Linked DNA regions of Mus musculus: regions 1 and 3 are each linked to region 2. Evidence: chromatin loops called from intact Hi-C (ENCODE). Cell type or tissue: heart. All regions are shown on one strand. Links, peaks and the distances in the headings refer to the core of each region. The heading gives the core; the rest is flanking DNA.

Evidence for each region. Hi-C counts contacts between places; a loop is a spot of excess contacts. Peaks named below come from ENCODE experiments on the same cell type or tissue, not always from the same donor. Only the 100,000 strongest peaks of a DNase experiment are listed, where the experiment ranks them.
Region 1: it touches region 2 in a loop (2.1-fold over the local background); 3 of 42 quality-filtered maps call a loop at or near these places.
Region 3: it touches region 2 in a loop (1.8-fold over the local background); 2 of 42 quality-filtered maps call a loop at or near these places.

The regions. Positions count from the first base shown.
Region 1 is chr9:32,439,834-32,450,788 of GRCm38, forward strand. The region is part of intron 5 of Fli1 (Friend leukemia integration 1); the gene reads right to left. Gm22060 (a small nuclear RNA gene) reads right to left here and starts at 7,095; the gene lies at 6,989-7,095. In heart, for the core only: a CTCF peak has its summit at 6,149; DNase peaks (open chromatin) are centred at 3,478 and 4,228; H3K27ac peaks cover 753 bases.
Region 2 is chr9:32,539,031-32,549,985 of GRCm38, forward strand. It overlaps Fli1 (Friend leukemia integration 1), which reads right to left and starts at 2,422. Exons shown (of 9, transcript NM_008026.5): 1 at 2,161-2,422. The coding sequence starts at 2,178. In heart, for the core only: a CTCF peak has its summit at 2,933; DNase peaks (open chromatin) are centred at 1,221, 2,181, 2,701, 5,861 and 7 weaker places; H3K4me3 peaks cover 5,699 bases; H3K27ac peaks cover 5,809 bases; H3K27me3 peaks cover 4,208 bases.
Region 3 is chr9:32,420,359-32,431,313 of GRCm38, forward strand. Fli1 (Friend leukemia integration 1) reads right to left here. Exons shown (of 9, transcript NM_008026.5): 6 at 9,550-9,615; 7 at 7,648-7,707; 8 at 5,694-5,741; 9 at 1,846-3,947. The coding sequence ends at 3,418. Among named protein-coding and RNA genes, the nearest start is that of Gm31755, 14 kb to the left of the region's middle. In heart, for the core only: no CTCF peak of the experiment used is centred there; a DNase peak (open chromatin) is centred at 5,163.

The DNA of each region.
Region 1 (10,955 bases), core at 1,366-9,365, 99 kb before region 2:
AATTTGTTACATCTATAAAAGATTTTCATATTAAAATAATAAATGGTGCTGCTTACAGCCCATCCTTTTAACTAGAAGATACACTTCTTCCCTGTGCGTCAAGAGGGGCTTCCATGTCTGTGCTTCTCTCTCTTCTTCCTTCTTCAAATAGAGAGGAAAAAAAAGACAGATCTATACCTTTCTTTACGGGGATGGTAGGTAGGTAGGTAGGTAGGTAGGTAGATAGAGACAGACAGACAGACAGACAGACAGACAGACATAAGATAGATAAAGGCTTGGGAAAATAAGCTTTTTTTGTAAGCATAGTCTTTCCTTTGCATGTGAGGGTAAATGGTTTCAGAGTCTCTATCATGCACCATGACCCATAATGCTCAAATTCTCATGGTACAGTGCTAAATAGAACGCATGATCATCCTCCCAAAGACTTCCAGTCATTGATGGACCACTTACGCTATCTCACGACTGGGGTATCACTTCCATGCATACACACTGCTGTGTAAGTAAGGCACACTAACTCACTGCACTGCTGGAGGAACATCTAAGATCACTTAAAATACCTAACACAATGTAATTCGTTGCTATACTGTGTCATTTAGGAAATGACAGGGAGCTTGCTTGTCCAAGAGGATGCTCTTTTCTCTAGCAATGGTTGGTCAAAACTGCCGATGTGGAAGCCCTGGATGGGAGAGGCCAGCTATACTTTCCAGTATAGCTAAACAAACCTCCTGGAATAGCTAAATCAGTACATTGGGCAAAGCCCACGTATCTGGACGACCCTGTGCTGAGGTAGCCACCAGTGAGCATCAACAGCACTTGTAGACAATCCCCTTTTCTTGCCAGTTAACTTGAAACCCTTCTCAACATCAGCTAACAGGACCACTTTTAGTTTCCATCACAAATCAGAGCACATGGTGAAGATGTTTAAGAACTAAAATGAATTTCATTCTGAGTTTTAGCTTCACTCTGTGGAGTGAGACAGATCTTTAACGCAAGAAGCAGCTTGGTAGAGGCGGCAGGACTGATATAGTAACAGCAAGACTGGAGAGGAATAAGGAAGGCCAAGCTTACTTAGCAAGTGTGAATTGCTACCAAGAAATGTGTGATATGGTCAGAGCTTCAGCCACAGAGCACTACAGTCAAGGCCTCTCTCTGCTGGTATGGAAGGAGGAGGAATGGAGTCAGGTTGGAAAGTTCCCCAGGATGTCATTACCCACAAATATCTTCCCACAGCCTTGTACATTTGGCCCTCTACCTTCAAGTGTTTACAGGAATCACATTCCTTTATAGAGATGCACCAGGGCACGTGCATTCCCCGTTACCGTCATTAGCAGCGCAGAACACATACATGGGTACCTACAGCCTCATTTATTTCTTCTGGAAGCCTCTAAGAACAGCTCTGAAATGCATAAAAGCAAAGACAGGCACAAGAAAGTCATGTTGATCTAAATGAGAACTTCTGACTATCTGAGGGGAGTGCTGTCTTCTGGCCCAGGGACATGAGAGGCCAGCCTATGGTGACAGAAAGGATGCTGATGTAAACCAAGAAGCTAAAGTTGTCATTAAGTGTGAGAACAAAGTGTGGGCTGTAAAGGTTGAGGTGGGAAAACACTGCAGAAGCAATGGAAGCTGTCGATTCTAAGGACCCAACAGTCAGCTACAGCTTCCTTCCTCAGTGCCCCAGTGCAGGAAAAGTTAACTTCATGGAGGGAGCTTAGGTGAGGTAGGATCCTGGAAGGTCTTCATGATTGATGCTCATATCAACCAAGGGGAACATGACAACCTGATTTCTAATGACATGTCTGTGTCTCACTCTCGTTTTTTCAGATTAAGTTCATTGCAACACATGGAAATGGTTTTACTCAGTGTAATATGCCTTTTACTGAAGCTCATTTTTTTCATTTCTCTTAAGTGTTCAATTAAGCTCAAAAGCTTAATCATGTATCATCATGCAAATTATAAAAATATATCTACAGAAAAATTTGTGAAACAAACTAATATGCCTCCAGAAATGCCGGTAACATTGAGAAATTTTGAACCATTGCAGGAATCGATGCAGTCCCATGGTTTTAACAATTAGACAAACCCAGCTTCCTGAAAGAAATGGGTCTTTTGGCATGCTGTGATGTTATTAATGTCAACTTGGCAAGATGAAGGAGACAAACTTCTGGCCATGCCTGTGAGGAACAATTGATTAGGTTACTTGAGGTAGAAGTGGGCAGCACCATTCCCTAGGCTTGGATCCTGGACTGGATTAAAAGGAGAAAGGCAGTGGAGCAGAGCAGTCGCTCTTCTCTGCTAACTCCTAACTGGAGATGCAATGTGAACAATTGCCTCAAACTCCTACCTCCAGGACTTCTCACCATGATGAATCTTAAACTGTGAGCTTAAAGAAACCTTTACTTCCCCAAGTTGCTTTTGTCAAGGCATTTTCCCCCTCAGCATCAGTAGTAATTAAGACATAGTTGGGTCGAAATACAAGAGGAAATTTCAGAGCCTGTCTTCTACCTCGGCTGGGGAGGAGACTGTGAGAACAGATTCTGCCCTGCTTCAAACCAACATGGTGATTTGGGCTTCTCATCTATAAAATGGGAATAATGATAGCATTAAACTAATAAGGTTTTATGGCATAGAAAAATCTTCCATGACTAAGTATTTAATAAATATGTTATAAAGGAAAAAAGATAGAAACAGGAAAGAAGGAAGGAAGGAAGGAAGGAAGGAAGGAAGGAAGGAAAGAAAGAAAGAAAGAAAGAAAGAAAGAAAGAAAGAAAGAAAGAAAGAAAGAAAGAAAGAAAGAAAGAGAAGGAGGAGGAGAAGGGGAAGGGGAAGGGGAAGGAGTGGTAGTAGTATTCTGGAGGATCACTTTTTCCTGTGGTTCCCCTTTGCACAGCCACAGACTGAGAGGCCACACTTGAAAGAGAGTTTAGCTGATAAAATAGCAAGTAGCATTTGGGTCAAAGGGACCACGAGCTCCTAAGCATGGACAGCTACACGATGAGACATTTTCCCTTGTTATTTTGGGATGGGACCCTTTACAGCTTCAGGGTTGATCATATCAAGTGGGAAGTGAGGGTTAGCAGAGAGGAGGGGAGGGGAGGGGAGGGGAGGGGAGGGGAGGGGAGAGGAGGGGAGGGGAGGGGAGAGGGTACCCCCTGCAACCCCCACAGGAGAAAAAGCCAGTCTCCCCATAGAAGCATCTTGGAGGGCTGGCTTACAGTGACCTTTTAGGGAGTGGGTTAAGGGTGACTTTCATCTGCCCATCCAATGGTTTCTAGCTCCAGGGTGCTTTAGTCATTTGAGAGGAAAAAACTGTCCTCTGGAATCTGTCCAATACTAAACACTACTAAATTGGAGAAAGAGTGGGTACAAACAAAACACCTCATAAAAGGGGCAGAGGAGACTAGAACCAGGCAAAGCTATAGGGCCAAGGCCTCTGAAGGGGCGGCAGGTCCCTGGGTAGGGGTGGGGTAAGTGGAGAGACAGTCCCAAGCTTGACTGAAGGCATAGTAGGTACAGTTCCATTCAGACTCGAGGGCAGACCCAAGAGAGCAAGCATCCACAGTTGTCCAGAAGGTGCTGTGACATAAACTTACACGTTGCCCCTGGATTTCAAGTATGAACAGAGGGGGTGGCTGCTGCCTAATCCCTCACAACACCATGTCAAAGATCCAAAGAACCCAGTGTGGTCCTGCTTCCAGGGCCTGCAGATTGAACACAGAGGAGTCATCTCCTTGCAACCTGCAGCTCTAGGCTGATGTGAGTGTGGACGAGAGAGGGAGAGAACTTATGCTTACGCTGAGGATAGTGGTCAGTGAAGGATGTGTGTGTGTGTGTGTGTGTGTGTGTGTGTACTTCAAAGAAATCCTAGTAAGAATAGTGTGTACATGCACAACACCAGGGCAAATGCTCCCCTCCCCTCATCCCCCCTCGCCCATCTACCTACTTCTCACCAGGTTGGGGAATGAGACTTCAAATCTTTTGCTCATTAGCCTGGAACAAATTTACACTTGTCTTAGGGAACATGAAAACTGTTTCCAGTAATTTTAGAGACCGTGTGCTCGTCATCGTATGGCCACACGTGTGCAATAACAGAGCACACAGCACACCCTGGGACAGGAATAACAGTTCTTTTACTTAGAGAAAGGAAGGATAATGGTTACTTAGAAAGTGTCCCAGACAAGCTGTCAAATTGAATTCAGAAACTTGGAGTCTGACTCCAGGGCCGGGCTGGCTGGCTGGACTCCCCTGAGATTGGGGTTTCCTGCCTGCCAGGGCTCAGAGACAACGATTCTTTGTTTCCAGTTTCTCAATCTCTCTCTCTCTCTGTGTGTGTCTCTCTCTGCCTCTCTGCCTCTCTGTCTCTCTTTCTCTGCCACTTTTTCTCGAAAATAAGTAAGTAAAAATAAAAATTTTTAAAAATCAAACACATCTCTTAAAGAGGGTCAGATAGGAAACAGACAAGACATTAACTCTGGATTTTTTTTTTAAGTTAAAAACAAAACCAAATACAAACCAGAGAGAGAAAGCTACTGTTTATCTATAATCACAAATCTTGCCTCTGGACCACAGAAATAGCTGAGAAACACACAATTACACACCCTCACCCACACACAAGCACACACACATAGATACAGACACAGACATACACAGACACAGACAGGCAGACACACACACAGATACAGACACAGACATACACACATACAGACAGACAGGCACACACACACACACACACACACACACACACACACACACACACACCACATCATTTCTATTCTTGTTTCTATGTTCACCTACTCTCCCCTCCCCATAGACTCACAGTCTGAATGTGGGCCTCCCAAGAGCACGCCACCCTCGTTCACTGTACACAGGTGTGGAATGCAGACATTCTGCTCGTTTAACTGTCCTCCCACTCAGATAAAACTTATCATTGTCTTTACAGTCACAGAAAAATTCCAAGATACATAAAAGGGAAAAAGTCCAGTGAAGCCTTACTGGGGCCCATTGCTCTGCTGAACAATTAAAAGCCATGGCCAATCTCACTTTAGCTCCACCCCACTACCACTGGGCCTTAGTATTTTGAGGCAAATTCCTGGCTCCTGCTTTGGGCTCCATACCTGAGATTCCAGTCTCACCATGAAGTGCCTAAGCACATTGTCTCCAGTGCTGGAGACCTACCCAAGGGTCACACATGCCACCCGCTGACACTTTGTTCACGTGTATAGGGACTCACCTTTTTCAAAATACCACCCAGAACACACGTGGAGGCATATGGCAGTGCCTACACACACCCCAGAATCAGAGTTGCCCCTCCTACATTTCTATATCCACATCCAGCTTTTCCAGAGACACCCCTCCCTCCCCCACCCCCACACACATTACACCATAACCTCTCGGATGATGTCATTCTGAACTCCGATGGAGAGGGTGTGTGCAGGAGGCAGCAGGGCGACTTTCTGAGACTCTACTGCTCATCTGCAGGTGTGATTGGCGCCCCTTGGCTATCATATTTCCAAGATTCTGGAAGGTTTATTGTATGGAGCAAATCCTCCATAAGTCAGAGAATCAATGAGCAACTGGGAGAAGGCAGAACGACTCACAGAATTCAGGTCCATTCTTTACTAAGGCACTGACCACCTACATCCTTTGCATGAACACACTGGGCCAGGGAGATGGCTCAGTGAGAAAAGTCACTTGTTACTAAACCTTGAAGATCTGAGTTCAAATCACAGAACCTACATGGTAGAAGAAACCAACTCTGCATGTGTTGTCTCTGACCTCTGCCCTTGAGCTATGGCATACCACCCATACCACACAAAAGGTAAACTAATATAATACTAAAAAGTCCTATACAGCTTGGATCTCTCATATACTAAATGCTTGTGGTCTGACGTATTTTCAGTCTTCTGTAGTATCTTTCAGGTTAGGGTGGCTTTGGCTGGTCTCAACCATTTTATGGCCTTTGATTCTTTTGGGGGGTGTTGTTTTGTTTTTGTTGTTTTGTTTTTTTGTTTTGTATAAAAGATATTCAGTAGGTATTTTCAACTGTGGCTCTTCCTTCCTTCCCCTTGGAGATCTTGAATGTGACAAGTGACTTTGCATTTATGAATGTGATTTGACAGCACTTCCTGACATCGCCTATAGGGGTCTCTCCCTAGGAAGGTTTTGAGCAGCTTGGCTTCTCAGCTATGGTGGAGCATCCTGCACAGCGCTATACCATCCATTAGAGTACAATATCTTCACATTGTTAGCCTCTGGTAACCCTCAAATATATTTCCCCAACAATAATGTTAATTACTATTAAATTCGGGTCATAAATCATAATAATGAACTGTTATGAATATAATTTATCAAGCATTTTTGGCATGTCAGACATCATGCTGATTTACAAGGGCATGGAAATTAGCCTCACTTTATACATGATGAAATGGAGTGTTCTGACTTAATCGGAAACATCTCCCACAGGCTCCGAGCTTTTGGATGCTCGCTGCCCACTGGATGGTACAATTTCATTGAACCTTTAGGAGATAGAGACTGTTTGGAGGAAGTGGATCACTAGGGGTAGGCTAATGATAAAGGCTATAGCTTAACCATTGAATCTTGGTCCACCACCATGGGATCGCCCACTACCAAATGTTCTATTCTTCTCATCTCTGCGAAACACTCCCTCTATCATGCTTTCTCCACCACAATGGACTGAAGTCTCTCCAAAACCGCAAAGTTTCTATCTCCCCTGTCAAGTTGTTTCTGTCAGGTATTGTGACAGCCATACAAATAATATACTGAGACAGAAAAGGCAAACCCTTGCCCAAAATCACACTGCAACTTCATTAGTATAACATTGAAAGAGGAGCTGGGTGCTTACCTTAGGTGAGTGGAAAACATTCATTAACAAATACTTAAGATGTTGAGATTAAAATGTGGGAAGCACCCCTCCCACATTTTATGGGGAGCAAATCAAACCTATGTTGGGTAGAGTCTTTTTTTTTTTTTTAATATGGAACGCTTCACAAATTTGCGTGTCATCCTTGCACAGGGGCCATGCTAATCTTCTCTGTATCATTCCAATTTTAGTATATGTGCTGCCGAAGCGAGCACGGGTAGTCTTGCTTTGCCCCAAATATGGGTGACATCTAAGGAACATTGGGAGCTCTTGGCCCTATTATCCTTAACTGCAGGACGGGGACAAGAAGGTAGCAGCTGCGATCTCATGGTGATGGTGTGTGGATAATGGATAATGGATGTGAAAATATTTGGTAAGTAGATACTACAGAAGGGTTGCTATTCCATGCTTGGCCCTTGTCCTTGGAATTCTTGAGAGGAGAGGCTCTCTTAAGCATGATCCATAAATGGGCAGCTGGGCATCCAGCATATGTGTCATGGGGCGATTTAGCCCCTCTCTTTTCAATCCTTGGCAAGTATGAAGACAGACTTTTTATCCATCAGTCAAGGTAAGTGCCAGTAATGGAGCTTCTGCAGGCCATCTACCCTTGGCAGCTAGGGCAGTGGTTTTCAGTTTTTCACCTTCGGCATCAAGTCTCAAAGGCTCTAGGTGGGGGCCTAGAAGCTCAGAGCTCCGCCAGGCCTTGTCAGCTATGAGGTCCAGAAGTTAGTGAACAAGGAGCTCTATATCCGCTGCCTGTTGGAGAGCTGGAGGTATTGAGATAGATGCAGGATGAGGGCTAAGGAAATGAGGGCCTTAGGCATGTAGGGGAGCTCTGAAGTTAGGTGCCTACTCTTGCCTATTGTGGGGGCAAGGAGCACTTGCAGAGGGCCCTGGGGCAGGAGCTGCCCAGAAAACCAAAGAGAAAGCTGGGACCTTGGATCTACCACCCAGGATCAGCAGTCACACTGGATTTCAGTGTGCAGGACAGGGAAGAAGGGAGTAGGGTCAAGCTTGGCTCTAGAAGGCTTATGTGGAAAGGCCACTTAGTCTCTTGAGCCTCAGTGCTCCCCCATATACCCAAGTTAGCAACACATGATCTGTTTTTAGAGAGCCAAATGAAGGCATGGGAGCAGGGAGTTTCTAAGATGTAAGATGCTAAACTCATACCTAGTTGTCAATAACAGTAATAATGACATCATCAACTGTGAGATGTTTCACCCACCCGTGCTTACAATCAGTATATCCACAGGTCTTTGTCTAGGATGACCTGGGGACAGAGAAGGTCAGAAGGATCCAGAAAGACCTGGAGTGGCCCTGGATGTGCCGGTTACGTTCCTTCAGTACAACGAAGCAGGGCTTGTCCAGCTAGAACTTAAGAAAAAAATCCCCAAGGCCCCCGTAGGTACCCAGTAGAGATTTAGAATTAACACATTATGTCTGGGCCTTAGCCTCAGTATTTGTTGTTATTTATGCATTTAATTTTTTAAAAATAAAATTTACCGTTTTAACCACTTTCAAGTGTATAACTTAGCCACACTCTGCACATTCAAAGACAGTGAAATCGTCACCAGCTTCCAGCTTCAGTACTCTCTCTCTGTCAGCAGTCAACGCAAAGCACTTCTCTCTACCTGCAGCCTCTGGCAGCCAGCCCCCATTTCCATCCAGTGAGCTCCAGGGCTCCAGGTTGCTCCAGAGAAGGAAGTTACAGAGGACTTGTCCTTGGATGTCATTGTTTTACAAAGTCTACAAGGGGCTCTCTGTGCCCTTAAGACGGAAGGCTAAGGTCTAGTAGAGGCTGGGTATACATTTGTTTCTGAAAAGGGAACAGAGATGTAGCTGGAGGCAGCAGTGAAAAACTACAGAGGCAGAGAAAAATGTTGCAGAAATTCAAATTTCTGCACCAAATTACACTTAGGAAAAGATAGCTAGAGGGAAAAGACTGTGTTTTTGAGGAGGAACCTTGGCAATAAGGGCCATTAAATCATACATATTTTAAAATATTTCAAATATATAGTGACTGTAAGTACTTTGAGAACTCAGAGTGATGTTACTAAGCTTATCTGCAATGTGTAACAATCAGGTGAAAGACACAGACACATCCATCACGTCACAAAAGTAATCACTGGGGCCGGGGAGACAGCTCAGCTGGTGAAGTGCCTGTGGACCAGGCATGAGAGTCCAGACTGGGATCCCTGGCAGCCTCTAGAAGCCATATGCCTGCCACAGTGTGGCTCTCAAATCCCAAAGCTAAGGAGGGAGAGGTAGGAAGGATTCTGGAGCTCACTGGACAGCCAGCATAGCTGAATGGATGGCTTCCAGGTTCAGTGGAGAGCAACCCAGGGAAACACCTGACGCCAGCTTATAGTCTCCACATGCATGTACACAGATATGTGTGCGCATGCAAACATGCACACGCCCTCAAACATGTATACACACACACACACACACACACACAATCCTATTAGCTGTTTTGAAAATATTGAATTGACTGCTGTCAATCATTCTTTTCCTACTCTGCCTTAGAAGCTGTTCCTTCAGCTGCATGAGGTCCCCACTGGCCCCTCACCCTCTATAACCTTTCCATTCATGGCCTTCCCAGACTCTGGTAACAACCATTTCTCTCTTATGACAGTGGCTTAAGTGAAAGGGGAACTTTCCTTACCATACTCTGAGGGGCTACAAACCATTCAGGGGTCACTTTCATGTTGTCCCACCTCTCTGCACAGAAAGGAAACAAAAACAGCGGACTGACTCACAGAATGGTGCAAAGCTCCAAAACAAAGTATGTACCCGCACCAGGCACACTCCAAAATCCTGTTTAAGTGACAGCCGAGGCTGCTATGGAAATGGTTGACAATAACCGCTGTCTTCCTGCTTTAAGTACATTAAACTTGACAAATAAGGTAGAAAATGTTCAATGGTTCCAATTGGGTATAACTGAGACTCACAACACATTTACAGGTCTGTGGAAATTGAGTTTTGAAATGTTGTCTTACGTTCTACATACAAATAACCCTGAGATAGCTTCAGTCAGTGTTTTAGGAGGTAGGCAGGCTAGAAAGGACGATCATGCCATTCTGAACTAAAGCAGCACTCTAGTTGATAAGTACCATGAAGATACATTAATAGACTTCATCTCCTCAGCTTCTCCCATTTGCGCCTGATGCCAGCTAGCACCTGCCCTTTGCAAAGCAGGGAGCAAAGGCACCCGTGGGCACACACCCAGCTCTGATTGAGTGCCGTGTGTGCCTCTTATTCAAAGAGAGACATAGTCAAGGTGGCATTGATGTCTTCTATTTCTTTTTCCATTTAATATTAAAAAAATAAAGATAGCTATTAGGGAAGAAGAGAGGCAGAGAGGTGGGAAGAGGGTGAAAGGGGGGAGGAGTTTGTTAGCTTTGTATTGCTAATGTACTTTATTTTGTGGCAGGCTGGCTCCTTCAGCCAGACTACCTCAAAAGGGGGAAGGCAGTCGCCTAAGTGGAGAGCTTTACTGGGAACAAAAGATGCACCTGCAAAGCACTGGCTTAATCGTCTCTAGAGGCCAGGGCCGAGGCTGGGAGATAAATGCCCATCACCACCTGAATGGGGGCAGCCGGTGCTGCGTTTGCCTGGATGCTACAGTCAATTCATTTCAGAAGAGGGTTGCTACCCAGTAGGAGCTGGCGGCTCTGAGCAGCCTGAATGAGGCGGCAGGGAGACAAATGCACTCTCAACACAAAAGGGCCAGCAGAGGAGGGGCTCAGCCTGGCAGGTAGAGCCCAGGGCCAGGGCTGCACTGAACTCCTCAGCAGGAAGGAGGACTTGGTTAGTGACTGCATTGTCTGCAGACCAGTTTCTCAACCTAAATCAGTATTTAAACCAGTACGAACAGAGCAGATAGACCATTAGTTCTGTCTACCCAAAAGTCTCATTGGTTAATTCTGATGGTACCAGCACGCTGTACAGTAAATCCTAATTCAATAGTTCAAAACTCGCCTTCCCTTCCTGCTCTTCCCTTCACGTCCATCTTTCTTCTTTCTTTTCCTTCCCATCCTTCCTCTCCTTTCTCCCTCTGTTTAGTGGCTTATTT
Region 2 (10,955 bases), core at 1,092-9,091:
CCCCCCAAATCAGAAGGTCACATATAAACAAGAACCTATGGCTTCTACATAGCTAAAAGGCTAAAGGATACACGAAAGACTCAATCTTCCAGAACCTTTGGTATCCAGAAGATGGCTTGAAAAGCGATTGATCTATAGGTAGCCTTGGAGTTAAGTCTCCCAGGTGAGAAACAAGGTATTCCTTGGGAGGTCTGGGGGGGGGGCTCATGAGCTCCTGTTAGTTATTGACCCTAAAAGAGCCCTGACCCCCATCTTTGGTATGGAGTGGCAGCCTCCTGGTCTAAGGTTGCCCTTGAGGCCTGTCATGCCCATCCCATTGTGCACAGTGTGGGGTTAACACATCCTGGGTACACAGACCACAGCTTCCTCCAGAGCTCAGGGCCTGTGCTTAGAGGTCTGAACACTGCGCAGATATTGCTTCACTTCTTCTCAGAGTGTCCACATTAAGCCTCTGGAGCCACATTACCACCCTTTAGGACCTAGGGGAGTTTGGGGGGGGGGGTTGTGAGTAGATAGTGTTCTGAATGGGGGTGTGAAGATTTTCGAAGGACCATCTGGTTACTGAACCTGAGGGATGTAGGCACTTGCAGGAACATACCAACAGGAAGCAGAGAAGCAGGGCCCAGGGACCTGCACTGTCAGGTCTCCAGAGCACACCCCTTAGGAACACTCTCAAGTCAGGTTTGAAAAACCTGTGGCTAGGTGGTTGTGTTAAAACCCCATTACAATCGGCTATCTCATCTGTCTTTGAGTTCCTTCAGTTGGTGCCTTTTACCTAAGTCAGCATGTTTCAGAGAAGGAGGGAGGGAGAGAGAAGGAGGGAGGGAGGGAGGGAGGGAGGGAGGGAGAGAGAGAGAGAGAGAGAGAGAGAGAGAGAGAGAGAGAGAGAGAGAAGAGACTCTTAGAAAATAAAAACACTCTGACCCCACCCAGAAGATAAAAATCTGTTAAATTCTCTAAAGCCAACAACACCTTCACCTCCTCTTCATCAAGCCATGAGAGGGAAGTGGATTCCTCTGGGTTCTGGAGAATGGCGGCTCTGCCAGTCCCCACCTCACCAGCCTGATAGTTTTTCCAGAGCAATTCCTGCTTGATATGCAGCCTTGAAGCTAACGTCTGCTCTCATTCATTCTCCTAAGTCCTCTTAGGCTAGTCACGTTAGGGGGTGTCCCTCGTCTCTGCTCCTGGCCCTACTTCCCCCTTTCGGAGGGAGCACTCGGCCTTTCTGAAGCGTGACAGGGAACCCAGACTCACAGGTCTGCTGGTCTGCACTTTGCAACCTAGACCCAAGCTGGGCCGGCGCGGGTGGCGGGTGGGGGTGGGGGTGCAATCGGCAAGCCCCAGGCCATAGACTCTGAACCAGCCACCGCAGGGGGACAGCTGTTGAAGGAGTTTAATTCTTACTGAGAGGACAGCTCCTGGATCCCTTGCTCTAAAGCAGGCGCACGCACAGTGTGCGGGATCTGAGGCACTGAGGAGCCGGAGAGCAAGGAGATTCCTAACCCGAGGAACTGCGAGGCGGGCCCGTTAGCTCCAGGCAGCCGGCGTCCGCAACTGCCGGGCAGCAGCAGTGAGAAGGGGGGAAGAGAAACCGGTCTGGCTGACAAGTAAACAGGGTCTTCCATCTGGACCCGCCGGCTCAGCCGGATCCTCAGACACCCTCCCTTGCACCCCTTGCCCTCCCGCAACTACTCCTCCAACTCGCTCGGAGGGTCGGGGGACCCCAGCCAGAGGCGAACGCTGCTCCTGCCCGCGCAGATCTCGGCCTCTGGCGTGAGGAAGCTGGCCGCCAGACTAGTGCCTGGCGCCGGGGCCAGGTCGTCTGGGTGCCGGGTGGGAACCGACCCGGCGATCTCCCGCCCGAGACTCTGCTCCGCGCCCCGGGTCCCCAGGTTTCAGCTGCCGGGTCTCGCAGCCCCTTCGGGCGGCACAGTGGGAGCCTGCGGGATTCCACAGTGGCGCAAGGAGTGAGGGGTAGATCGCCCTGGGCGGGAAGGCTGGCCGGCCTCCTCGGAATGGGGGACTCGCCACCCGGAGGAGACCGCGCGAAGCCGGGGCGCGGAAGGAAGGGAGAGCGGCCACGTCTTCCGGGACCCCGGCGCCCAGCCCTCCCGCCGCCCCGGTCGGCCCTCTCCCCGCGCCCACTGCCCAGCCGCTTACCTTAATAGTCCCGTCCATTTGGCCAAGTCTGCAGCCGAGCCCCCCAATATTCCACACATTGACCCGGTTACAGCCTGACCTCGTAGCCCCTTCAGATTAGCCCGGCGCGGCCTCTTTGGCGCCCTGGGCCCTCTCTGAGTGCCCCCTGCGAGCGCCCTGCCCTCGCTCCCCTGTGCACGTTTGTTGTTGTAGCGGATCGAAAAAGAGACAGTTAACCGGATGAAACTTTTTTTCAGCTAATTTTGGGAAGTGACTTCACTTTGCGATCGGGGAGGAAGTCCTATCTCTCTCTCTCTCTCTCTCTCTCTCTCTCTCTCTCTCTCTCTCTCTCTCTCTCTCATCTCGCCCTCTCCACTCTCTGCTCTCTCTTGTCTTCCCTCCCCCACACCCCCTCGTCCTCTCCTCGCCCTGCTTTTCGCATCACTCGCTATATAAATATACGCGGGATGCCCAGTTACATTCATGCACTGCGCACACAGGATACTTGCTCCTGGGAGATAAGAGCTGGCCAGGAACAATGACGGGGTCCACGCCCAGTATCCGCTCCCTGATTCCTGAAGTCTGCAACTCCCCCATCACCTTCCCCCCAAATCCAAAGCCAAACGCCTCTGGCCTCTTTCCTTTCCCTTGGGCCTTTGGCCGAAGGTGGCCCTCCTGACTCATTCACTTTCCGTTTCTTCCCACAGATACATTCATTAATGCTTTTTCCAGCCGGAGTCAAACTTTTTTGGGGATGGGAGGAAGACGGCGGAAGAGTTTGTTAGAACAGGGGATAACCTGGCGATGCTGACCGCCAGGGGAGATTCGGATGCAGATCAAGGCAAACCTACTATTTTTAAAAAGGAAGGAAGGAAGGAAGGAAGGAAGGAAGGAAGGAAGGAAGGAAGGAAGAAAGAAAGAAAGAAAGAAAGAAAGAAAGAAAGAAAGAAAGAAAGAAAGAAAGAAAGAGAGGAGCCGAAGAGAGTTTTTGCATCTAAGCGCTGGTCTCCGGATAGGCTCAAAGCGAATTCTGGGTCCCGCGGACCTGACCTGTCAAGGGCTCAATACCTCAAGCTTTGTTAGCAGAGAGATGCCCATGCTTTGGCGCGCCTCGACTCCGGGCTCCACAGCCCGCTAAGGAGGTAGACCAGCCACAACCTAGGCTTTTTGAGTTAAATTCTCTCACCTATCAGGACCCGACGGCCCAAGTTCTTCAATACCATCGCAGCCCCCAAGGAACTGACACCAGGGCGAGCTTGCCCTCCACACTACGCAGCAGGACCCAGGAGCGCGGCGAGCCGCGGCTCAGCAGAGACCCCACCTTGGATGAGAACGGGCAGTCTAAGGGTCCAAGCTAGGGACTGTCATTCCCAACCAGCGGCGTGGCCCGCTTTACCGGCTCGGTTCTTTCTGCTATCCCCCGCGCCTCCCCTGCTGGACCCAGGAGCTCTCTTGTTAAGGCTTCTCTGGGGTATCGGCGCTGGCGGCCTGACTCCCATCTCCCAGACTTTGAAAACAGGTTACCTTTTTCCACGCTCTTCAGACCACGCTGTGGACTTTCTCACTATTATTTAAGAGTCCTCCCGGGAAAAGAGGGGAAAAATTCCAGAGCAGATCCGAATAAATTGGAAAGGAAAAAAAAATCAAGAGGGTGTCCACGGCGGCAAGAAGGTGACTTATTAATTCTTTATTTCTTCAGGAGCAATTGCGCTCGCTCGCTCGCCTCCCTCCCTCCCCCCTTCCCCCTCTCCAAATTAGTCTCATCAATTCAGCTCCAATTTGGGGTTCGAATACAGACACGGGTCTGAACGTGACCAGACCTGGAGTGGCGGTGCAGCCTGCCAGCAATTGAGACTCGGTTTACTGTGGGGGGTGGGGTGGGGGCCGGGCCCACTCCCCCTCCTCCTGTCTGCTTCTCAATCCAGGGGTCTGCTCCGGGGCTCCCCTGGGACCGCCACATCTGGTTACCGCTAGCGGGGTCAGTCCCCCCCCTTTGCCTGGGGCCACCAGTTCTGGAGTTCAATTAAAAGAAATCAGGCTTAACCCTTTCCTGCCTGCGGCCGGGCTGCCCGCCCTCTTGCTCTTCCCTTCAGCGTTTCCACATGCTTTCCAGAGAGGAAAGAGGTTAAAGGGAAAGAAGAATGAATTACATCCTTTCAAACCCCAAATTGTTTCCTTTTCAGCCCAGACATTCAAACGACAACGTAGCTTTCAGGAGGGTGCACCCAGGCTATACTGAGCCTCTTTCTGTCCGAAAGGAGTGTTTACGTCTCCCCGCAGAGGGTCTCCTTCCAGGCACTGGACAGTTACAAAGGCCACAAAATAGCCAATCCACATTTAATCACCACGCCCCCCGCCCCGCCCCGCCCTGCCCCAAGGGCCAAGTGGCAGACAATCACCAGGTTTTCCTTTCGGCTTCTGCTGATCTGGCAAACGACAGTCACGTCCATTGCTGAATAACACTCACTGGAATAATTCACTTGGAATATCCCCGAACTTCATTGAGCCCAATTCCTTCTCAACAAGAATTCTTGTTCAACAAGAATCCGGATAAAAATGAAGACTTGAACCCCCACCTCAGCTAGGGAGTATTTTTTTGTTTGTCTCTGCCTGCAAACCGGACACTGAAGCAATTTCACAATTTTGGGGCGTAGGGGCGCTGGCATAGGCTCCCCCGGGCATGACAGGCTTAGGCATCATTGCAATCTATTGACATTTTACCACCGACCCCTCCATCGGAACCTCCTCTCATTCACAGGGTTCTCCACACAGAAGAAGGCACTGTCCCCCAGTTTTGAACAGATCTGGGATAGAATGTCGGGTTCCTCCCATCCCTTGCTGTTGCTCTGGTGGGCGAGTTTGCCCGCTTATGTAACTCTGGGGATGGTGCTCCACTGGATCCTCCTGACTCTCTTTTAAATCCCGAAGGGGGGAAAAGCCCTAACCAAACACAACAGTAAACAAGTCTGCCCTGTTTAATGTGGTTACCACCAGACATCTGGAAAGATGGTTTGATCCTGGCAGCTCACATTGTTTTCATGAGCAGCCAAAGAGAATATTTTGAATGTTTGCATTGAGACAAATTGATAGAGAGCCTGCGGTGAGGCCTGCTGCAAATGAAAACTGTCTTGTGCTGGAGAGGGCAGGTCCCTCCCCTTCTCTCGCTTCTCACTCCCCTTCCCTTTCCTACCCCCCCCCCCTTTTGGCTCTCACTGGCTCTTCCCTTCCCTGTGTACCCGTCCAGCTCAGGAATGGCAGCCCCTGCCCACACAGTGGTGCACACCCTCTTTCCTGGCGCTCTAAGGACTGTGGGCTTCACTCTTTCCCAGACTGGGCAGGGCTGGGGGCTGGAGGTTGGGAGATGGTACCAGTACCTTTGCTGCTGTTCCACCAGCCCATTCTTGATTTTCAAATCAGGGGAAGCTCATAGCTCAAGAAGCCAGGCTAAATATATTTTTTTTAAAGGTACAATCTGGAAAAGAAAATTCCAACAACAAAGCATCCTGACACACGTTTCTAAGTTGTATACACTTAGGTGACTAGTTAAGAAACATTTGAATTTAGCGTTTTCATTAAAGCACTGAGGAGACGACTTGCTTTATATACACTTGACAATTTCAAAGATGCGGAAGTTCTGCTTCCCCAGGGAGGGAAACGGCCGACAAAACGTGTCTTGGCTCGCTCAATGTCAGCCCTTTTGACCGGGTCAAGACTTTCCAGACGCAAGCTTCCCGGGCTCCTTTGGTCCTAGACTGGGACGGGAGTGGGAGGACAGGACAATCGGAGCCCAATCCCTGGGGTGCCTTCGGACCAGATGACATCTGGGTCATTTGAAGTTCCTAAAGATGCCAGGTCTGGCAAAGAGTCTGTGGCAGAGCTTTCCCCCTTGCGTTCTCTTCTCCCACCGATTCAGAGGGTATCTAACTGGCAAAGCAGGAGGGGAAGAGGTGGAGGAGGGGGTGGGGGAAGGGGAAGGGGTTGGCAGGCGAACGCCAAAACTCCAGACTGCACAACTGCAGCTTCAAGTGTCTGGCCTCTCGCTCGAGGCCATAATTAATTTGAGATTTATTTTTATTGGAGAACTCGAGTCTCGTCTGACCTTAGCCAAACAAGGCAGCTTGAGCCGCCCCTGGATGCGCTTGAATGCTGGGGAATATTTCTGCAGGAAGGCTCTGCAGGAGCGCCTGCTTTGAATTTGTTTCTCAGACTTCATCCACTCACAGATTGAAGGAAGATTTAGAGCCTCTGTACGCCCTGCCCGCTCCCCACGCTAGTTCTTGCCTTAGCACCGACCCTGTTCAAAACTCTACGTGGGAGGCCGCAGCGCCTGCAGAGCCGCGCAGGGGGCCAGGCCAGGAGGGTCTCAGAGACCCGAGCCCCAGACAATTGGAAGGCGAACCCCCAGACCACTAGGCGTCGTCGAGAAAACCCCAAGGGAGTCGGAGACTGACCAGAGAGCACAGGATGACAGGAGGTGGAGACCAGCCCGGTGTCGCGACCCTCATCCAGTGGCGGCGCCATAATGGGGACTATGGAGGTCGCGGGTGGGTTCAGCTTCTGGAATCTCAGCCAACCCGACCTCCCAGTAGCCCCATACAATATTCTCTCCAAATACGGACCAGTATCCTTGAAGCGCAGCTTCAGGACCTACATGCCAGAAACTTATGGGCAGTATCACTGTGCAGGTTCAGGACCTAGCAGCCTCCCTTTGAGTGAGTCAAGGGAGAAGGAGGATGTCACCCCCAAAAGCAGCATGGGCAAAATCCTCAGGCTGATAGAGTGGAGGACAGAAAGAAGAGAACCCTATCAGGTTTGTGCAGGTGTATGTGTGTGTATCAGATTTCAAGGAAACGCCCCATTTGATGGAATAGGAATGTAAGTACTGTGCTATTATTGGACCGCATTATTGCACTGGGTCTCTGGTCTTCTCCATCCACCTCCTAACTCAGATTCCGCGTGTGTGAAAGTTTAGGCTGGACCACTGGATTCCTCTGGACTCTTAACCTCTCTGAATTAGTGTCCCTCTCTGCGCAATGGCCACAGACTGGGATGCATCTAAAAGGGCTATGATGGACATGAATGTTAGAACTTCTTTGGCAGTCAGTATACTCTCCTTAGTGTCTGTGTCTTGAACTTGCTCTCTTACAAACACGCACAATGATCAGAACAGGGCCTGGCAAAGGGAGGCAGCTGTCAATAGCTAGGCATCTAGGACTGCATATCAGCATCTTTAACTGTCACCGAGGTTCCTCTGTCTTTTTCTCTAATTCCTTCAATCCCCACCCTGAAAAGGGCTCTCCTGCAGGACCAGGTCTGAGCCCTCAGTCTGTAGTAAGCTGCATCCAGAGACTGGGTGGAGAGGTCTCCTTGTTCCTTAGGGCAGGGCTCTCAGCTCCTGATTCCCGGGGCCAGGTCACCTGGGCTCCCCTTGTTTATCAACAACTCTGAGCTGGTGCAGACAGAGAACAGCAAGGGCTTGGCAGTTTGTGCCCCTCTGGCAAATGGTCGGTGATGGAAGCCTGCAGAATAGACCGAAGATTGTCCTGCCACGCAGAACTTTGACCAACATCAATGAGCTCCTTTGTGCAACAATACAAACTTTGTGGCTGCTGAAAAATCCATTTTCCCCCTTGAAAAGAGCTCCTGTGGCAAGCGGCTCCTGCGGCAGCCCACAGCTCTCCCAGGGCCTCTTTGCCCACCCCAGGCTGGTTTGCTACTCTGTCCTGGACCAGCTTGTTTTCTCCATGACCCTTAACCCTGGGTCAGACCCTGGGTTTCCCCCTTGCCCTTTGGAGAGTTATTATCCCTGAGATTCTGGGACCTGGTGTCTGAGCTGGAAAGAGGCTGCAGCCCAGGATGAAGGCCATTTAGAACATTGCATGTAAGGCTGGAAGAGCCCCTGGGCTTGGCTTCTTTGCAGGGAGAGGTGAAGGGTAGGAGCTATACCTCTGTAAAACTGGAACCCAGAGCCCTGCCTGGCCCAGTCTGATCTCATCGTTTACTGTGGTAGCACCTCTTGGGAGCCATCCATCCATCTCTGCAAGGGCTAATTATTGACACGGTTTTACTCCAGTTCCTCCCCCACCCCTCCCATCCTTGTTTAGTGACTACTCCTCCCAGAGCAATCCTCCTGGACTCCTCCTGAAGAGAACACCATTGCTTCAGACAGCAAGCAGAAGGAGGGAGATGCTTTCCACTGCCAACAAGTTCCTGAGGTGTTAAACAAGTGCTCCCTTCTTAGACCTAAGAAACCTATACCGAAGATGTTTTGGCAGATGGGCCCATGCCCTGCCATCCCTTTTTCTGGAAGCAGGAGGATGCTGGGCCAGGGTGTGTGGGCAGGGCACTTGGGGTGGGTCTTAGGAAGGAGCCCAGTTCTAAAGGAAACACCTTTGCCCTCCACCCGGTTCTTGGCTGTGCAGAGTGAGGCCCAGTTTCTACTCTGGGCAAGGCCATTCAGTGTACATTCCCCACCCCACCCGCCAGGGATTTTTCACTGAACGTGTAACCCAGATGTCCCAGTCTGGGTTTGTTTACATTCTTGGGAACGGTTGTGGAAAGGGGAAAACAACCCCTTAGATGAGCTGTCAAATACAGCAATCTGAGCTTTTGAGGGATGGGCCCTCTAGGTGAGTTTGAAGGCTGAGCAGGTCCATCCAGTAAAAGAAACCATTGGGTCCACTGTACTTGCACATAGTCACACACATGTCCATGTGCACACACCAGTCACATTGAGCATGCAATACACACCCTGTCTCCCCAAAGTGCTGCCCTGATGACAGAAAAGCCAAGACTTCACTCTTTCTTTTCTTTTTTTTTCTTTTTCCTGGATAAAGAAAGACCAGATCAAAGGTCTTCAGGAGAGGTGGGAGTTATGCAGAGATCACTGCCTGTTTAAAGATGCTGTCTACTCTTACCTTGATGTAAGAGGACATGTCAGGGACTGTCTGAAACATCTTGTGCTAAAGAGGAAGCGCCTCAAGGCTCCAGAAGCAACCTAAGTAGGAAAAATATAAGTATCTCAAAAGTGTAGTAAAGGTGAGACAAGCTCCATATAGAGAAGGCAATGGGGGCTGGGCTGGTCCCTTGAGAAGCCTCTAGGGACTCTCTGCCTCTGCCTATAGAATTTCAGGCCAGGAGACCCTGAGGCCTGAACCAGCTTTCTCTTTGTACAAACCAGACATTGCAGGCTTCACAAGGGCTCAAGAGGTTTCACTCCTGGGGTTTTGAAGAGTGCACCCTGGTTAGAGGACAGAAAGGATTGGTAGTCCTTGGGAAGTGGAGAGCTATCCTTTTCAAGCTGACAGTCACCAGAGAACAGATCATAAGAGAGTAACCATAGGCCCTGGGGCAGAGATCTTCTTGGCTCTCCCACCTCCCTACCACTAAGTCAGGCTGGTGGCAGACACTCTTTCCTTCCAGGGTATGGTTACCTCAGGGAGAAAGACTAGGTTCTGACGTTTGTGGAGGCCCCTTTCCGATGATCTAACATCTCCCTCTTTTGAAAGAAAACACATCTGCAGCACAGCCCAGGATGGTGGGCGCCGGGCACTTGTTTTCAGGGGCAGAGAAGGTGGTTTATTAGGTCAGAGTCCATGGGCTGGAGAAGCAACGCCACTCACCACCACCTACGGTGTCAGGTGCCTCTGCCTGTGCAGGTCTGTCCTCTGCTTTAAGACTGGGGGGCTGCCTCCATCTCCCTCCTTTCCTCCCTTCTCCGAAACCACCTTTAACAAGGCAATCCCACAGCTTCTCCAGCAGCCAATGTGTTTCTGATAAAGTACTTTTCTCCCTACTAACAAATTCCAGCTTTTTTGACTCCTGAAGCCACAACACAGGCACTCACTACTTCAGGGACTAGGTACTTGTTCTCTGGCACATGCGTTTCCCTTGCTGATTCAGACCTCTTTCTTCACTCTCCCCATTTTCTCTGAACACCAGTGCAGGGAGGGTAAAAGAAATGAACAGGAGGAAGAGATCCCCAACCAGGGCACCAGGGCAGTCAAGGGAGGGAGGGAGGGAGGGAGGGAGGGAGGGAGGGAGGGAGGGAGGGAGGGAGGGAGGGACTCTCAGAAGGGCAGGAGCCAGTAGATGCCAGAGGACACTCACCTTAAAAGACACCCTTACCAACAAAGCCGAGAGAGCTCTAGGATGTCCTGGCTGTGGATGCAACAGTATTCTATGACCCAGCTCTGTGGAACTTTGACAATGAAGAATTAAACCTGATGGTTCTTCTTTGCTCAAAGCTCAGATGCAGCCTCTGCTCAGGCACACCGGAACCTCTGCTGCAGCCGCCAGAATTTTCACAGCAGCCTTCCTAGCTTGCCGTGGTGGTCCGTGGTCCAGTCAGCTCTGTGCATCCCCCCTACCTCTTCCTCCTTTGGCTTTCCCCTCTGGTAATTTGATTTCCGGTTTCTTATCAATATTTCAACTGCTGTCTGACAGAATTGTTCTAAAAAGACAGCCACCCATCTGTCCCCAGCTGCCTTTCCAGAAACCTCCTGTTGTTACCAGGAAATCTCTAGGAATACTTAGAAACCACACAGCATCACACACAGACACACAGACTAAAGAGCCCAGGCTGAACACTTCTGGGAAAGTTTGAATGTATTGCTATGTAAATAATGGCTCTCCAGACTTGGCCTTCTAGTAGCACACACACTCATGCCCATTCAGGCTCCTGTTTTCCCACTTTCCCCTTATCTGATCCTCTCAGGAATACATTCTCCGGCTACCTTCTCTTTCAGAGCTGGGCAAAATACAGCCACCAGGGAGATATCTCTATGTTGAGTCTTTTCTCAGGAGCTCAGGCATTG
Region 3 (10,955 bases), core at 1,124-9,123, 120 kb before region 2:
TCATGTCTTTCTATGCATGAGCCATTAATGCCAAGTAGTTATTCTTTGCTAGAAAGCAAATGTATGAATGTAAATATATGTGTTTGTCTCAGTAATGTTCACGGTTTCCGTTTTGAATGTTGGAACCAGGGATGAAGCAATATAAATAAGGGAAGAAAACAGAATGTCAGCTTAAACATTTTCATATTACCTTCTAAAATCTCATCTTTTTGTTTATAACAAATATTTAATCTTATTTTCCTCTGGATAAGTATGGGTTCCAGGATTACCCTAAAGACACCAAAATCCATAGATGCCAAAATCACTTATTTAAAATGGCACACTGTTTACATATTCTTCTCCTATCTTTTAAATCACATCTACATAATGTATCATATCAAGTGCAAGGTAAACACTGTAATTAGTTGTTATCACTCATGATTTGATTAAAATGCCAATAAAGAGTCAGTATATATTCAGGAAAGATGCAACTATTCATTTATGTGTATAGGGGTGTGTGTTTGTGTAACCATATGCTGTGAGTGTAGAGATATCTGAGGAGGCCAGAAGAGGGCAACAGATCCTTGGAAGCTAAAATTATAGGCAGTTGTGAGTCACCCCATGTAAATTCTGGGAACCCAACCTGGGTTCTCTGTAAGGGCAGCAATTGCTCTTAACCTCAATAGCTCTCTTTACCCAATAATTTAAAACACTTTCTGAATATTTTCAGTCATGATTGGAGGGATCTACAAATGTATAATGGTATATATTTTGTCAATGCAAGATACAAACCAGCATATACATAAACATAAAGGATATGTTCTTAATGTATTTTATAATGTAGGGTGCATGTTTTAGAAGTTGGAGACCAGTGTTCAGAACTCCTCTCATCTTCTTCACGTAGGCTTACCTGGTCTAGAAATTACTCTGTGTGAGGACCAGAGGCTGCAAACTTCTTTAAGGGGTTTCTAGAGCTACTAGTTCTATGAGAGTCCCTGCAACAACACCAGCTATTTCTAGTTTTAGTCATCTTTGTTGTAAAGGAGAGGAGCATGATGCTTAACGCTGAAGCCGTTGGAAGCAAGCTTCTCTATTGGGCTGAAAAATAGAGCCAGAGAGTCTACGTAAGACCCTAGTGTGGGGTTGAAGTCAGGCTAGACTCCTGTTCTCTGCTGAAGCATCAGGTCGCCTTCTTGTGGGGAACAGAGTCAAGTCTACCTGGCCAGGTCCTGGAGACGGTTGCTGCTGTAGTTCCCTGGATATAGTTTACCTAGGTCTGTCTCTCACTTACAAAGGTCATACAGATCTTAATGGCTTAGAGAAGCTTTAAAATCGTCATTGTTAACAAGCATCTGAAACTCACAGATACTGTGTCTTCCACTGTACTGCAGCACATGCAGTTAGGAGATTATCGATGGTACAAGAATAAGTAGGCAAGTTATTTTTTTCCTCGGGGCCAATGAGATGGCTCAGTGGATAAACGTGAGACGTTGTAAGCCTGATGACTGACTCTGATCCCTGGAACTCATGAAAGAAGCCATACGTGGAGGTATTCACCGACAATCCCAGTGCTCTGTGGTAAGAGGGGAGGTGGAAGCGGGAGAGCTTTTTGGAAGCTTGTGTGTCTGGAGTCCACAGGGTGGGAGACATACCAAGAGATTCTGCCTCAAAAACTAACATGGAAGGAGAGAACTGATTTATTTGATAAAAACTGCCTTCTGACCTTTAAATGTGTGCTGTGTGTTCTTACATACACACACACACACACACACACACACACACACACACACACACACCAGCAATAAAAACAACTTCCCTCCGGGAAAGCCTTTGATCTGGAAGTAAATAAGAAAACAATGTCACCAGTTCTGAGAGAAGAAGAAAAAGAAGAAGGCACAATTTATTAAGGTCAAATTATTTTACAACTTAGTCTTCAGTGGACTAAGAGTTGTCACCTTAACAATATCGTTTAAAAAGTCACGATTACCTGAAAAATTATATATATATTTGCACATCTAAAAATATATTGCATATATAGAGCAGGAGAGTGCCTCGTGTGCACAGAGAAAAGTTTGTTTGTCCTTTTCAGGTTATTGCAACTCTGTTATTTACAAACATTTCTAAAGCGTTGTAGGTCTAAACAGATCTTGTTTGGGCATGCGTGTTAAATAACTGTATTTTTAGGTTTTTCTTCCTAAAAACTCAGTGACTTTTAACTCCTCGTTTTCAATAGTCACATTATGCTTATTAAAAAAAAACAGTTACAAAAACGTACAAATAGCCCAAATGTACAGATTGACAAAGATGTACAAATTATATTTTAAAAAAATAACAATGATTGATTTGATAGTAAAACTGCATTTGTGACCGAGGTCAACTCGTTTACTTATTCTTTAATTTTTAATTATTTATTTTTTTAATACTGTGAGATATAGGAAAATAACTCTGCATAATTTATACAGTTAGTTGCCTTCTGATTGTTTGACCTTGGTCTGGTGGTCTGACAAACGCACAGCGTTTGCGAATCTGAGTTTAGAAATCCCCATGACTTTTCAAAGTTCTGGGACTCACTGTCATTAAAAATCAAAACCAAAAAAAAAAAAAAAACAAAAAAAAACCAAAAACCAAAAAACAAAAAACAAACAAAAAAAACCCCCAAAAACAAAAACAAACAAAAAAACCCCTCCAAAAATGTTATTAAACCCTCCAAAAAAATGTTATTTAATCCTCTGCCCGTCAGGAGTGTCTGAGTTTGTGTTAAACTTTCTTTGTTCATATTCTGACTATTTCTGGGGAGAAGAGTCACCCAAACACATACTGCCCATTGTGAGGAATTTTGTAATAATAATGGCTTCTTAAATACACACATAGACACACATCTTTTAAATTCCAGTTGGGCAAAAAACTTCACTGGCCTCAGAGCCAGTGTTCCAGTTGCCATCCACTGAATTGAGTCCTCCGAAGATAAGATTATAAACATCCTGCCTTGACTTTTACTAAGTCTCAAACCAGACCAACCCTGGTCAAGTCCATGATTCATGATCGTAGGGAATCCTACAATGATGAGACCCGTGTGCTGATAAGAAACTGCTTTGGTCATAAAAAAAAAGAGTAAAGAAAATGCGTACTCCTTTCTCAGAATCATGGTATAAACCGTTCCAGTAACCTAAATATTTAACTCATTCGATGATAGGAGGTTGAGAATCCAAACTGGTGGACTGGCTCATGGAATGATCTTTTTTTTTTTTCAGGTAGAGGAAACAAAAGTTTTTAACATAAAAATAATAATTTTTTTAGAAGAACAAATACAAAGGTTCTATCCAAAAGAAAGAACATCCAGTTTTCTTATCTCTTCAAGGCTACTGTGCCTTTTAGAGTCCAGAGTATCCAGTAAAGTGAGAGCTGGAACTTCAGCCAGAAGGCCAACTGGTGTTAGTTCTAGTAGTAGCTGCCTAAGTGTGAAGGCACGTGGGTGTTAGGATGGCGGGGGACACTGGGGTTTGGATAGATCCCAGCAGTGGGGGAGGTCCAGTATTGTGATGCTGCTCCAAAGAAGCTGGAGGAGGTGACAGGCATGGAGGATGGGTGAGACGGGACAAAGTTCACCTTCTGTTGATGGGCATGGTAGGAAGGCATGTAGGAGATATCAGAGGGATACTTGTACATGGATGTCTCTGTTGGATGTGGCTGCAGGGCCTGGGCAATGCCATGGAAGTCAAACTTGTAGGCATACCTTTTGCCATGCACTTTGGTCATAATGTTTTTGTCATAGTAGTATCGGAGGGCCCGGCTCAGCTTGTCATAATTCATGTTGGGCTTGCTCTTCCGCTCTCCCCAGCGCCTGGCCACCTCATCAGGGTCCGTCATTTTGAACTCCCCGTTGGTCCCCTCCCAGGTGATACAGCTGGCGTTGGCGCTGTCGGACAGTAGTTCCAGGAGAAACTGCCACAGCTGGATCTGCCCACTCCCTGCATGCAGGAGGAAACAGAAGAACAGTAGTCTCAGTTCTGATTCCTAAACATGACAACTCATGTCCTTTCCCCACAACAAGAACAACCACCACCACCACAACCTTTATTGGTTAGGCATGGTGGCACATACCTTTGATCCTAGCACTTGGGAGGCAGAGGCAAGTGGATCTCTGTGAGTTGGGGGTTAGCCTGGTCTAGGAGTTCAAGACAGCCAGGGCTCTGCTACACAGAAACCCTATCTGGAAAAACAAACAAACAAACAAACAAACAAACAACAACAACAAACAAACAAATAACAAAACAAAAAAGGAAAGTGGAGACAACCCTTTATGTTTTCCTTTAGAAAACAGAAATAGGCACATGATAATTGTACACGTTTACAGGGCATGTGGTGATATTTTGACAGACATACATAGTGGTTGACAATCACAGAGGGGCAATTCACACACCCATCACTTCAAAAGCTTGCTCATCATCAAAGACGGGCTTATCCAGCTAGTTTCAAAAGGTACATTATGGAGCTGGAGAGAAGGCTCAGCGGTTAAGAGCACTGACTGCTCTTCCAGAGGTCCTCAGTTTAATTCCCAGCAACCACATGGTGGCTCACAACCATCTATAATAGGATCTGATGCCCTCTTCTGGTGTGTCTGAAGACAGATACAGTGTACTCACGTAAATAAAATAAATAAATCTTAAAAAAAGGGTACAGTATATACTGTTACTCTACTGCCGCCGCCAAAATGAGCGTAGTAAGCAAGGTTAGATCTTAAGACAGATTGTCCCAAAGGATGGTTGTGGTGAATGCTGGCTTTGTCCCAAGCTCTTAGGATCTCAGGGAAGCCAACTTTCCACATCCTTTTGTTAAGATTTTTGACCCTCCCCTTAGACCTTTCTACCTAGACCTGAGTCACTATCTAATCTCCATTTAGTGCTGAAATCCCTCAAACTATTCAACATTGGCCTTAAAGAGTGTCAAGTATCCAAGAACCTCTTGGGGGGTGGCTGTGGGGTAGAGCAGAGAGAAGGCACCTCATAGAATTGGGGTTCACTAAGCTGGGCTGTTTTCCAGAAAAGTGCACGGCTCTTAGTGTTCAGTTCCGCATGGGCAGAGGCAACGGGAGGGGCTGGATGCTGGATGGCTTTTTATCTTCTGGGCAGGAATGGTTTAGCTAAAGGTTAGGGAGGAGGCCCAGCGAGCTTGTAGCACTGCAGGTGCAGCAGGCACGTGGGCCTGGCTTTTGTTGCCTTGAGCTCCCCATCTCCATGGTTTGGGTTTAGAAGAACACATCCGAGAGTTATTTTTAATAGTGAATCCTTCACATCTTGTCACGTTCATTGTGTGTGCAACTCTCTTGGGATGCTTGCACTTCCTTTTTCAAAGGCTGGATAACTATAGCACTCAAGTCAAAACCACAACACTTGGGGACATTTATCCATGAGCCCTGGATGAGGAATAACTGAGAATAGCTTCCCTAACGGGGAGCTTCCATCTGAGTCATTTGCCATGGACATAAACCTCTGTCCAGAGGTGCTTGTTCTCCAGAAACGTCTTGTGGCAGCAGACCCTGCTACTCATGAACAGGCCCTGCCTCTTGTTTGTGCACAGTTGAATATTTGACTAAGGAAGCCCATGCAGTCTCCAGACAGGTGCCTGTACCGTACCGAGGAGTAAGGTTTCTGTGTAACCTTACAGATATAACGAATGCTCTGGAGGGAAAGGCTTGCAGGTTCAAGTTAACTCACCAGGGTTTGCTAGGCGGCTGCTGGTTGGCCCCAGGATCTGATAAGGATCTAGAAAGAAAAAAAAAGCTTACTTCATTCCTCAGCAAATAATCTGAGAGCAGCATCAAGATGAAGGAGACTTCAACGGTTCCTACTTTTATCTCAGGGCCATAGGAAAGCTTGATTAGAGGCCTTGATCAAAGTTATGGCCCAGTCAACGTAGACGAGTAATAGCACTCTTGCTTCATACCTGGTTTCTAAACTTTTAGATTATGCTGTCACTACCCCCCAAACAAAATCGCCCACACGTTTGGAAAGCATCTGGCTAAATTCAACCAGGCAGTGAATGAACTGAAGGATTGCTTATTAAACATGCTTAAAGCAGGTTCCTCAGCAATTACTAGCCATTAATAGATCTTTCTAATGCTGAAGACATTACGCATGTCTGAGTTTTCCGATGGACTATAAAAACCATTAGGTAGCCTGGGTTCTAGTCCCAGCTATGTCATGAACTAAATCATGGTTTGGACAACCTCTGGGTATTTGTTTTCTCAGCTATGAAGAGTGGGTTGGGCTGCTGGGCTCTCTTCCCTTCTACCAAAACTCTGTGATTTTAAGCTTGAAAATGTCAACACTAAGCAGAATTTGTATTTTAGCTATGAAGTCACTCCTTTTTAAAAACACACTGCTTTTTTCAATTATAATAGTAATTATTAATGAATTAAAAAGAATTAATTTAACAGTTCTTGAAGCCTTTCAGTCCACATTTTTTATTAAATTTTGATGAAACTGAAATTGTTTGAGTAGATATTCAATTTTGTTGTTGTTGTTGGAACTTGTTTAAAAATTTGCTCTACCTGACTTGGTTTTCACTTGAATTTCACTTTTTACTACAATTTCTCTTTCTATATTTTGGCTGGAAATGAAGAACCATGTTTGCACACCCCAAAGCAAATAGCTTGTTCAGATCTTAATTCAGATTCTTAATTAAGACAGCAGAGCTGAGTGCAATGGCTCTCCTCAGATCTGTGTAGGGTCTTCCTGTGGGACCTCTCCCCAGAAGACAAGTGGCCAGAGGGGTAGCTGAACAGAGGGCTCTGGCTCAGAAAAGGATTAAGTCAAGGTAGGTTGTCAACTTCCTGTTTGTTGAAGCAAGCAAGGAGGAGCAGGGGCGGGGTCAGGGTCAGAAACAAGGGCATCCCATCATAAGAGGTCATGCTACCGAGGGATTATAGACTGCAGTCTCTAAGTCATTTCTTTATTAAGGGTCTCCAGGTCCATAGCTTCAAAAGGTCTTATGTCTTGACTGCGTATCTACTAGGTGAAGGCATTTCTGTATGGTTTCGTAAAGCGTAAAATGCTTGGATAAGAAGTGGAGGCTCTGGAACTTAAAGAAATTCAGCTCTGCTTGTCTTTCAGCAAATCCTTTCACCCTTCAGAACCCCTGTTTTCTTCCACAAAATAAGGTGTTGGACCATTTCAGTTTTAAGTTCCTTTTAACAGATCGCTCCCTGGTTCCAGGACTTGCTGCTTAATTCCCAGATACTCTCTTGGAAAGAAGAGACAATGTGTGAACTAGAGTTGCCTCTTGGGATACACAGGGGATTTGTTCTAAGGTCTGTCAAGGATACTGAAATCTGTGGCTGCTCAAGTCCTTTACATAAAATGGGTTATTTGCATATAATCTAGTCATATCCATCCACATTCCTTAAATCATAGATTACCATCATGACACATATGCTATGCAAAGAGCCGTACTGTATTGTTGATGGAATAATGAAAAGAAAGCAAGTCTGTCCACAGTCAGTGCAGATGTAGATTCTTTCCTGAATATTATTGGTCTGTGTTTGGTTAAATCCCCAGGCCTAAAACCCACAGATATGGACAGCCAACTGTACACTGTCTTGCTCCACCATTGACTGACTCCACAGCAGTATAACACACAAGTGAGAGGCTACATATTTGAATCACATACCTGGCTGGGGCCGCTGCTCAGTGTTCTTGCCCATGGTCTGTGATCCTCCAAGGAGAGGACCTGTGGAGAAATCAAGAAAAGTGGCAGAAGATGCTCCTGTTACATATCCCCCGGAAGGAGGGCACATGAGCTGCCAGGACCGCACTCTCCCATGGACTCACAGACTCATTTTATTCCTGAATACCTATCAAACCGCTACGCTGGCACTGGTCTCGGGGCAGAAGAGTTAGCAATGAAGTTATATTTTAACAGAAGAGAAAACACTGAACAATGTCTGCTGACATGGGGTTAGACCATTCCTTTGAAATATAGGACCTTGAGCTTCGAGATGGCTCCATGGTAAGACTGTTTGCTGCACGAGGACATGGGCCCAGATCCCAAGCATACCCGTATAAAAACTTGACATGTCTGTGTGCACTTCTAACACGTGCCTGGGAACGGAGAGGGATTGGCACAGATCAGAAGATTACCGAGGCTTGATGGACAGTCAGGCTAGCCGAGAAATGGTGAACTCCAGGGTTTAGTAAGAGAGTGTCTCAAAGGGACCAGGCACAGAGTGATAAAACAGAACAGCCAGTGTCTCTCTTTGGCCTCCATGTATGTGCATGGGTACACGGCTATACTTGTGCCCCCAAATGTACACACGTGTCCCCCACAAATAGACATGGCAATACAGAGGTCTCTCCTGAGAAAGTGTCATTTGAGCACAGACCACCTGGTGCCTGTCACACTGTGTTTCGTGAGAGCCTCTCCAAGGCTGTTCATGTTTGACCTCTGGCTTCCCCAGTTTTGAATGTATGCTGCTTTTTGTGTGATGGGTGGCTCGGTGTAACTGGACCTCTCATACTTCAAACTGACTCACATACTCTTCAGCACTCCTTAGGACTGAAGATCTGGAATCTACTTCCATATTATCATTCACTATCCCTTTCTTATCTTTTGGTCTACTCTGCATCCTAAACTCCATAAACCTAGGTTCCTCACTGTCAGACATACCACCATGGTCGTCCCTGACATCTAGCTCTCCAGGTTTACCTGTCTCCTGTTCCCTAGACATTCCCTAGACATGGCCTGTCTGAGTAGCTCTAACGGTAGCAGGTGCGCAAGAACTCTTTAATACAACCCAGATGAAGACATATGTGTGTCCATGATTTCTCTCTCCTGCCTAAATAACTGGTCCTTGCCTGGCTTATCTTTGTGAGTCCCATAGCGTCATGTCCTGCATGCAGAGTGAACAAACACTGCACACTCATAATTGAAAGGGATCCTGGTTATCGCTTGCACCAATGCAACCTCATTATTAACATAATCTCCCCAATTCCCTTCATTTCCCTGCAGTTTTACTTCTCGGAGACAGTAAGATGGACACATTGGTTGAAGAGTGAATCGCTCTCTTTCACTGCCCCTTAATGGAAGACACTGGGTGGATTTCAACAAATCATCGGCTGATCACTGTTGGTCAAATTAATGTCTGTGATGCGCAACATCCCTTAGGTTATCCTTCATGTTAATCTCTCTAACTAGGGCTAGGGGTATTGACCTGACTGAGCCTTGTCATGTGGAGAATATATGTCCCAGAGATTCAACGTCCTGACTGAAATATCAAAATCCAGACGAGTTACTTTTCTTTTATATATCAAGTTGTTCTGAGAAAACCTCAAACCTTATAAGTTCTAAAACCAAGTACACATAAATATAGCAAAAAAAAAAAAAAAAAAAAAAAAATCAAAGTAGACCTCAAAAATCTGAGCAGGCACTGCAAATTCACACTGACATCTAATCAGGCAGCATGAAGACCAACACTTGTTTTTAGTGTGTGTCTTATGACCCTACGCCCACACCCCAACTTCTGGCTCTCCAGAAACATTTGACTCACCCCCAAATGGTTTCCTATTTACTTACTTTTGTTGAGGCCAGAGTTCATATTATTGTTCCATGCTCCTCTCCTGACAGAGTCATAAGAAGGGTCTATGAGAAAGAACAAAAGAGGACACATCAGCTCTGTATGTTTTGCAGGAAGGTTCGTTCTATGAAGATGCTCTCTTGGCGGCCAGAAGAAGTTAAATTTACTTCAGCAATAACTTGTTAAGCACCACTACATTCCTGAAGTATCGTCTTCCCTGAGTAATATTTACTCTAATATCTTATTTGTCTAATCTGGGAGCTGAAGCAGTAGGAAGAATCCTGAACTTCAAGTTGGAGGATTGGCTCAATCGCTATCCCTGCTGTTATTTGTTGTGAGACGTGGGAAGCCCACAGGTCTCCCCTGACCCGTGTCTTTGTAGACGCAAAATTGTATATGAATTATCTACCTTCTGGGGTTATGCTAAGGATCAAGTGAGAATATTTGTGAGCCACTTTACAAGATTTTCTAAAAAGATAAACTACTATAAATCAAGGGAAAAATACAAACTCTTTTCACTGATGCAAGGATGTTGGGCAAGGATGAAAATCTAAGAGGTGATGTCTAGATGAAGGTCTCTAGGAAGAACGTCTCAAGGTCCAGGCCCATGACATTCCTGTAAGGCCAACTCCAGCCTCGCACCTCATAGTCCTGGTGCTATGGAATGACATGCAGACATGTGTCCACATTGTAGGCTGACCAAGGCTCTCAGACATGTCTGTAGCAGAAAGGGGCAGGGTCTTATAACCACCCACAGAGAGGTCAGGCCAGAATTGTGGTGAGGACTTGGGCTGATCAGAGAATGAACCGACAGAGATCTTTCAGATGGGAGAGGCCAGCACTATATGGACCCTGAACTTTGACTCAGCTTTTCTCTTCCACAACCATGTTCAGAAACTGCTCAAGTAACGGCCTGGAAACACTCATTTCCTTTCTCATTGTGAGAAAGCCATTGAGACATGGCACAGGCCTACCAGAAGGGATAAGGATACAGAATTATGACTTTCAAAGTCTTTCCCTTAACAACAAAGGAACCATAAAAACCATCTGAATAAATGGAACACAAACCTCATCAAACAACTGTCTGACAGGGTGAAACACAAACCATCCCCTTTGGCCTGTCCTGAGCCTCGCAAACAAATTAGAATAAGGAAGGGCTGGGGAGATGAATGGATGGATGGATGGATGGACGAATGGACAGATGCATCTGATTGCCTGGCTTCACTATTACTGGCTAAGACAACCCAAAAGACAGGAAGTGTCCTTGTGGAAAAATCCATGTGCACACGCACATTCTTCATGGGTCTGGAAAAGTCAGCTCAGTTTTTAAAATTATAGTCTTCAGCCATTGGCACGAAAAGCAAAACAGAGCATGGGGGTGGGGTTGGAGAGGGAGGCAGGGAAC